2 separate regions of the Homo sapiens genome follow, and region 2 is linked to region 1. Evidence: read pairs that join two places in POLR2A ChIA-PET (ENCODE). Cell type or tissue: endothelial cell of umbilical vein. All regions are shown on one strand. Links, peaks and the distances in the headings refer to the core of each region. The heading gives the core; the rest is flanking DNA. Region 1 overlaps PARD3 (par-3 family cell polarity regulator). Region 2 has its middle 51 kb from the start of PARD3-DT.

Region 1 (4,391 bases), core at 265-4,264:
TCCCAAATTAATGCTTTTTACCTATTGTCCCTTGGATTAAGTAAATTCAACTTGACTCAACTAAATCTTAAGGTTTGACACCCTGACAAACATGTCTTAAAATGTTTTAAAGTACATAAGATTTAAAACCTTGGCCAGGCATGGTGGCTCACGCCTGTAATCCTAGCACTTTGAGAGGTCGAGGTAGGTGGATCATCTGAGGTCAGGAGTTCGAGACCAGCCTGGCCAACATGGTGAAACCCGTTTCTACTAAAAATACAAAAATAACTGGGTGTAGTGGTGCATGCCTGTAATCCCAGCTACCTGGGAGGCTGGGGCAGGAGAATTGCTGGAACCCGGGAGGCAGAGGCTGCAGTGAGCCAAGATCACGCCACTACACTCTAGCCTGGGTGACAGAGCAAGACTCAGTCTCAAAAAAAAAAGAAAAAAAAAAAACTTTCCTAATGTTTGTATATTCTCACGTTAAGTCCTTCTTGGAATAAAGTTGGTGTAGAGTGGGGATGGGAGAAAAATTAATCTCCGTAAGTTGCTGGGGTAGAGGTAACAGTGTTTTATGTGTAGAGGAAATAATGTCTACTGTTAAGTCTTTCGATCAGCCAAAAGTGGAGTGGATAGTGCTTAAAATGTTTTGATGTCGTTGTGAGGATTAAAGTTATTTAAAAAGAATGGATGTGGAGTTGATTTTAACATTTTGGGATTAAGAAGGGTGGAGAGTTCTCACTGGAGGTTGTTTGATGTGCCCTAAGGCTGGTTGAGCACCTCTGGCTGCCTCTGAGCATGTTGCAGTCCCCTGTCAAGATTCCCTGGGTAACCTTTCTAAAATTTTGCTCCAGCGCCCAGTGGAGGAGGCTGGATTCTGCCTCTGCTGTCTTAGAACTTCAGTCTTTCCTTACAGGTATAGCTCTCTTCATACACACTGCTTGACTGCAATGTGTTCAGGTTACATGCTGTCCTTAAATCAGGCCTCCATAATTTCTTGGCAGCTTTCCTTTTGCAATCAAATTAGCACTTGGGTCTAGAAGCCAGTTAGGATGATTGGAAGAAAAAAATTACAGATGGTTAAAATTGGGTCAAAGTGCACTTCCTTACTCTGTTCTCTTTACAAGTTAAAAATATCTAAAAAATCATTGCAGCTGTGTCAGCATTTCTCAGTAGGTGCCAGATTTAGGTACTACCTTTCAGAATGTTTATGTACTGTGAAGGGGAAAATCCATTAATTATACAGTTCTGTTTGTCTAAAACGTTCAAGAACATTTCCACTGCCCTCTGCATGTTTGTGATTTTTGGGCCATTCAGTTCAGTCTGGATTATCCGATAGAGCACAGTGTTCTGTCATTGGTTCAGGCATTTGGCTGTCTTACCCCACAGAACTGTGTGTTCTAGGTCGGGGGCAATATTTTATATCTTTTACACTCTGTGTATAGTGCTGAGCATGTTACAGTTGGAAACTGTTAATTAATTTTTGTTCTATTTTCCTGCACTCAACTTTTCCTCCCAGAGGCCCCACCTGAATTTAAGAACAAATAAGTTATTATAAAGTCTTGTAGGAAAAGGCCTGGTATATTTAGAGAATCAGATCCAGCTGTCACCTACCATTCATACAGAACCATACTAACCTTTTCCTAAAAGTACCATCAGGCTGTTGGTTTTGTAAGTTTTCTTTCGTTCATTTTCCTTTTAAACCAAGCCTCATCTGTGAAAGGAGGCTGAAATCTGGCAGACCTCTTTATTATGCTCTATTTGTCCACATGTGGAAACCACCAGAAACCAGTAAAAAAGAATGGGAAGTGACCAAAGAGCAGACAGAAAATACCAGTTGCCCTAGGGAGCACCCAGCTCTTCCAAGGACTGCATGGGTCCTGGTCAGAGGGGCAAGTGAAATACCGCAGCTGCCTCCTGCAGAGGGGTATCTCTTTTACTTGTGAGCAGCGTCTGCAGCTGTGCAGGCTCTCAGCAGTGCTTAGTGTCAGCCATGTCCCTTGATTTATGCTCGTGTGAGCCTCTGCACATGTGGGTGCTCCAGCAGGCTAGAGGGGGGAGGGGTGCCCCAGGTCCCCAGAGGCACAGAGCTTTTTTTGGATACCGAGCCTGAGCTGAGAAGCGTGGGATGCAAGAGTGATGTCCTGCTCCAAGTTCAAGGAAAGTACAAAGTAAGCGGAAATGCATCCCTTCAAATAGAGGAAATCCCAAGTTGCTTTTATGTTTCCCGTTATAGCTGTGTGAAGTCATATCTTGAGGTTTAGCTTTCACGTTGAGTTTCAGCTGCTTTTTATGTGTGGCGTGGTGAATGTTAGTTTTCAGCATTTCCTTATTTCAGCGTATGTTGCCTCCGCACTGATTATTGTCCTTTGTTAGTTTAGAAGTCTTGTTTTATCCAGAGAAACAGAATAGGAAAATAACAGCAATTTTGAATGGCAGCTTCCCCTCCTTTTATGATAAAAAATACAGCTTCTGTAAAAAACTGCGGCAAGAGAAAAGAAAGGGCGTACTGTTGTCCCTGGGGATAAAATAGACAGGAGACCAAAGACTACATTTCTACTGAGCAGTGCTTTTATTAATGAATTCTGGTAGAGTTTTAACAGCAGGGCACGATTTCCTCCTATTGTGACTCCTGATGACCTCCAAGAAATAATTCCTGAATGTCACGCTCATAAGACATTTTTCTGATTATGGGCTTGTAATAATTAGATGTTTATCCCTAGAAAATATTGCCAACAAAAATTTATTAATAGTGCAAAGGAGGTGCTTATGCACCTTATTATGTAAATTGTTATTTTATATTCAACATCATTACAAACGTGTTTTGAGAGGGCTATTGAGATAGATCTCCAAGACATCTGCCGTAAACCAGTACTTGGACTTACAGCCAGTGCTCTCCACATCTCTATGGTAAGGAGCATTCAGGTCAGGAGGTAGAAATGGAAAACCAGGAAGGTATTTGGTGATTAGTTTGTGAAGTTAGTTGTGTCAAGAGCAAATTAATTTTTTTAATAAAATAAGTCTCAGCAATTTTAAAACCATTCATACAAAAGAAGCAGAGTTAAAATGGACTTCACAGTAGTTTCCATGGGGATTACCAGAAGGTGTAATGCATCTTCCGGGGAAAGAAGAAGATGGAGGGAAGTAGAATAGGATGGGGAATCGTAGAGAGTCACAGTTGATTTCAGGTGCCACTCGGTGGCATTACTGTCATTGTTTACTTCCGAGCATTTAGATCTACAGCTAGAAGGGACTCAGAGAAGACAGACCCAAGAAAATCACCAAGGAATTTGCCTGTGTATAGGACTTTGAAATGGACACGTCTCCTTGAAAGTGCCACGTTGGATGTCTCCAGGCATGGATCTTGTCTAGATGGCATTTGCAGTTTTGCATGCTTTGCTATTGAAATGTTCTAGCTAATGAATGTCTTCCACTGCCTGCCTGTGTGTGTCAGGTAATGCATCTTTCTTCACAGAAGGACTGAATTCAGAGGGTTTCTTGAAGAAAATTTAAAAGCTGGTGATATCTGCATAGTTGCTTTATTTTATTTTATTTTTGAGATGGAGTCACGCTGTGTCGCCCAGGCTGGAGTGCAGTGGCGTGATCTCGGCCCACTGCAAGCTCTGCCTCCCGGGTTCATGCCATTCTTCTGCCTCAGCCTCCCGAGTAGTTAGGACTACAGGAGCCCGCCACCATGCCTGGCTAATTTTTTTAATTTTTTTTTTATTTTTAGTGGAGACGGGGTTTCACCGTGTTAGCCAGGATGGTCTCGATCGCCTGATGTCGTGATCTGCTGGGCCTCGGCCTCCCAAAGTGCTGGGATTACAGGCGTGAGCCACCGCGCCCGGCTGCTTTATTTTATTTTATTTTTTGAGATGGAGTCTAGCTCTTTCACCCAGGCTGGAGTGCAGTGGCATGATCTTGGCTCACTGCAGCCTTCACCTCCCAGGTTCAAGCGATTCTCCTGCCTCAGCCTCCCGAGTACCTGGGATTACAGGTGTGCACCACCTGGCTAATTTTTGTATTTTTAGTAGAGACAGGGTTTCGCCATGTTGGCCAGGCTGGTCTTGAGCTCCTGACCCCAAGTGATCCGCCCACCTCGGCCTCCCAAAGTGCTGGGATTACAGGTATGAGTCACTGTGCCCAGCCTGCTTTAGTTTATTTGGATGGTGACTGTAACTTTAAACATATTAATACTGAACAACTAAATATACTATGTATGCTGAAGGATGCTAGATTTTTCTAAGTCAGAATCTGACAGCTTTCTCAGTTAGCTGCTGTTTGTCAGTCCTTTGTGAACAAAAATACTGGTCTACCTCATGTTAAGGAAACGATAGGTGAAATGAGATTTATTTAATCATACCAGGTATTTTAAACAGCCAGCTCTTTTTTTTGGCAAGCTCTTAATGTTA
Region 2 (4,391 bases), core at 181-4,180, 86 kb before region 1:
AAAAGTAGTAATGGGTGCTGAGTAAGCAAATCACGGCGTCTGCCTGTGGCAGACACCAAAGCAGATCTTTTTTTTTTTTTTTTTTTGAGATGGAGTCTTGCTCTGTCGCCTAGGCTGGAGTGCAGTGATACGATCCCGGCTAACTCCGCCTCCCAGGTTCAAGTGATTCTCCTGCCTCAGCCTCCTGAGTAGCTGGGATTATGGACACCCACCACCATGCCCAGCTAATTTTTATATTTTAGTAGAGATGAGGTTTTACCATGTTGGCCAGGCTGGTCTCGAACTCCTGACCTCAAGTGATCCACCTGCCTTAGCCTCCCAAAGTGCTGGGATTACAGACGTGAGCGCCACCGTGCCCCACCAGTGATGAAGTGCATTTTCTATGTTTTCCTTACAAGTCCTCTGTTCCTAGGATTCTGAATTATCAGTACAAGGAAGCATACATGAAACTTCTATGTAATGTTCTGAATCTCTTAAAGGAATACCATCCATATTCCTTCCAATAATATTCTTTATTTCTTTTATTATTTTTTTTAATCTGCCCATTTGGATTGAACCAATAATGTTCTTTTCAACCTTGAACTGCATTGCCAATATCCTTAGCACAAAAGCAAGACTTTCTATTGTGATTTGAATATTTGAATATCTTTTTTTTTTTGAGACGGAGTCTCGCTCTGTTGCCCAGGCTGGAGTGCAGTGGCGTGATCTCGGCTCACTACAAGCTCTGCCTCCCCAGTTCACACCATTCTCCTGCGTCAGCCTCCCGAGTAGCTGGGACTACAGGTGCCCGCCACCAAGCCTGGCTAAATTTTTTTGTATTTTTAGTAGAGACAGGGTTTCACCGTGTTGGCCAAGCTAGTCTCAATCTCCTGACTTCAGGTGATCTGCCCGTCTTGGCCTCCCAAAGTGCTGGGATTACAGGCATGAGCCACTGCGCCTGGCCCCCAATTTTTTTTTTTTTTTTTTAGACTGAGTCTTGCTCTGTCATCCAAGCTGGAGTGCAATGGCGTGATCTTGGCTCACTGCAAACTCCGTCTCCTGGGTTCAAGCGATTCTCCTGCCCCAATCCCCTGAGTAGCTGGGATTACAGGCGCCTGCCACCACACCTGGCTAATTTTTGTATTTTTAGTAGAGACAGGGTTTCACCGTGTTGGCCAGGCTGGTCTTGAACTCCTGACCTCATGATCCACCCACCTCGGCCTCTCAAAGTGCTAGGATTACAGGCATGAGCCACCGCGCCCGGCAAAATTATTTTTTTAAGTTAGCCAAGCATAGTGGTGCACGCTTCTAGTCCCAGCTACTCAGGAGGCTAGGAGGATCACTTGAGCCCAGGGGTTTGAGGCTGCAGTGATATGATGGCACCATTGCACTCCAGCCTAGGTAACAGAGACCCTGTCTCAAAAAAAAAAAAAAAGTAATAAAAGAATAATATAATAAAGGGATTATTTACAATGTTGAGTACAAATTTTAAGGAAATCCATAAGACCTAGCAGAGTACACACTACCTGGCATTGTATACTCTGGTTGTGCACAAGTCTGGTTGTACAGTAAACCACAGGGAGCTGTTATTCCTAGGCCTATAAAGACAGGGGAAATGAATAGTTATTGGGTACCAGATGGGGGTTTGCCTGGAGAGGGCTTTCTGAAGGGGACTGTGGCATTTGGTAGAGGCCACAGGGAACCCATGCAGCCGGTCCCTAGCCACTCCTACCACTGATCCCCTGGCAGCACTCCCATTGGTTCAGCCCAACAGGAAACTGAAAGACAAGGGAGCCCTCCCAGGGCACAGAGCAGGGTGAACACGGGCAAGAGGATCTACAGAGGCAGACAGAAGTTAATGAGCACATGGAGCTTTTTTGTTTTTTGTTTTCCTTCTAGGATATATCATTATTATTACATTTCTTTTTCTTTCTTTCTTTCTTTTTTTTCTGATGGAGTCTCGCTTTGTTGCCCAGTGGTGTGATCTCGGCTTAATGCAACCTCTGCCTCCTGGGTTCGAGTGATTCTCCTTTCTCAGCCTCTCGAGTAGCTGGGATTACAGTCACGTGCCACCACGCCCGGCTAATTGTTGTATTTTTAGTAAAGATGGGGTTTCACCATGTTGGCCAGGCTGGTCTCGAACTCCTGTCCTCAAATGATTCGCCTCCTCAGTCTCTCAAAGTGCTGATTACAGGCGTGAGCCACCACACCCAGCCCTTCTTTCATAATAGAATACCATTCTTCCATTTCTCATAGGACTCAGTGAAGCCTGCATGAGCCAGCACCCCCAGAGATAGAGACAATGCATGCCCTGGTCACTGGAGCCCCTCTCCCAAAGGCCAGGGCCTCTCCTGATGGCCGTGCCTCTGCCTGCGCCGTACCCTCTGCTAGAGCATCCTGCTATCTTGCTTTCAGTTGCCAAATCCCTATTCATCCTTCAAGAAATATCTCCTTTTAAGGGCTCTGTGCAAACTGCAAAAATAAATCATTGTCAGGATCAATTAACACTGTATTGGGTTTTTAAGTCTTTCCTGAATTGCATTAATTTTTCAACATGATCAGTTTCAGATTTCCAAAATTTACAGAAGTCTTCAGTATTATTGGTAAAGCACTATAATTTGCTGTTATAATTACTATTAAAATATTTTTCTATCAAATACAAAACTAGTATGACTTTTTGCTACTATGATTATATTGCAAATCAAATTTAACAACCTGTAGAATAACCAAATTTATAAATAAAATAGCATCTGTACATTGTCAAATGGTTTGGCAAGTTTAAAAAAAAGGGATTGGATCCTAGTAGGTGGTGATAAACAACTTGAGAACTGTCTCGCCTTAACTGCACTTTAGTTACTGTAATCCTGGGGAATTTTCTTGATAAATGTCTCCTAGGTTTTCAAATTCTTCAATCCATGTCTTATTACTAACTGTTTTATAAATCTCATTGTAAATAAAGAATATGGACCAGGCATGGTGGCTCACACCTGTAATCCCAGCACTTTGGGAGCCCGAGGCAGGTGGAAGCTTGAGCTCAGAAGTCCAAGGCCACCTTGGGTGACATAGCAAGACCCTGGCTCTACAAAAGAAAATTAAAAATTAGCTGGGCTTGGTGGCACACATCTGTACTCTCTGCTACTCAGGAGGCTGAGGTGAGAGGATTGCTTGAGTCCAGGAGGTCGAGGCTGCAGTGAGCTGTGATTGTGCCACTGCACTATAGCCTGGGTGCCAGAGTGAGACCTTGTCTCTAAAAATACACATACACACACGGTAAAGGAAAGCATTTAGGGTAAGATAATTGCTTGTATAGAAAAACAACCAAGTCTAAGCACTTAACTTGAAATAAGGATTAAACACACTTAGATAGCTCTCTTAAATGGGAATAAAGATTGTTTTCTTGGCCCGGCACGATGGCTCACGCCTGTAATCCCAGCACTTTGGGAGGTCAAGGCGGATGGATCACTTGAGGTCAGGAGTTCGAGACCAACCTGACCAACATGGTGAAACCCTGTCTCTACTAAACATACAAAAAATTAGAGGCAGGAGGATCAACTGAGGTTAGGAGTTCGAGACCAGCCTGGCCAACATGGTGAAACCCTGTCTCTACTAAAAATACAAAAAATTAGCTGCGTGTGGTGGTGGGCCTCTGTAGTCCCAGCTACTCTGGAGGCTGAAGCAGGAGAATTGCTTGAACCCAGGAGGTGGAGCTTGCAGTGAGCCGAGATCATGCCATTGCACTCCAGCCTGGGCAAAAGCACGAGACTCCATCTCAAAAAATAAAAATAAAAAAATTGTTTTCTCTTAATGTCATCCTATCTTATTGGAGACTCAGTATTCTCCCGTGGAGAACTTTTATTCAGCATAAACACAAAGCGAGACCTGAATGGGCACTGTACCCTTTCTCTATTCTGATCTCCTAAAAGCTCAAGACACTTCTGAAACAGAACATTTTGTTATTTGGAAAGTTTCCAAAATCAGTGAATTATTTGCTGTCTGGAGTTCAGCCTTTGGAAAGCAAGTGCTTCTACTAGATTTTCTATAACTATGGCTTTAACTCATGGGTCTTTTCCTGCTATATTTTGTTCTCTTAACTTTTACCAAGCACCACTTTTTTCGTGTGTGAGATTTTTCACTCTGCAGCACTTCACGTAGGGCTAGATTTTGACTCTATGGCTTGTTGGCAGCTAACTGCCACTGTTTTATTGATAGTTTCTGACCGGGATTAGATTTACTTCCAGATGCTGTGAACAGATAGGCAAGGATACACCACTCATTACATTTACAAGTACTTTTTTTCGAAGAAGTTATTCATCACAATAACAATACGCGAGCCATCTCCTTATTAATGCCCAAACTACCCAGTTAAAGCAAGTGTTAAGACAACAGAAAACGCTAAAGAACTATTTACTACA

Evidence for each region. ChIA-PET counts read pairs that join two places held together with the same protein. Peaks named below come from ENCODE experiments on the same cell type or tissue, not always from the same donor. Only the 100,000 strongest peaks of a DNase experiment are listed, where the experiment ranks them.
Region 2: POLR2A ChIA-PET joins it to region 1 with 7 read pairs; 3 of 35 experiments call an interaction of 5 or more read pairs at or near these places.

What each region holds. Positions count from the first base shown.
Region 1 is chr10:34,778,766-34,783,156 of GRCh38, reverse strand. The region is part of intron 1 of PARD3 (par-3 family cell polarity regulator); the gene reads left to right. Among named protein-coding and RNA genes, the nearest start is that of PARD3, 34 kb to the left of the region's middle. RefSeq lists enhancers at 1,776-1,835, 2,046-2,175, 3,310-3,810, 3,811-4,311. In endothelial cell of umbilical vein, for the core only: no CTCF peak of the experiment used is centred there; a DNase peak (open chromatin) is centred at 2,116.
Region 2 is chr10:34,864,411-34,868,801 of GRCh38, reverse strand. No RefSeq gene overlaps it. Among named protein-coding and RNA genes, the nearest start is that of PARD3-DT, 51 kb to the right of the region's middle. In endothelial cell of umbilical vein, for the core only: no CTCF peak of the experiment used is centred there; no DNase peak of the experiment used is centred there; H3K27me3 peaks cover 220 bases.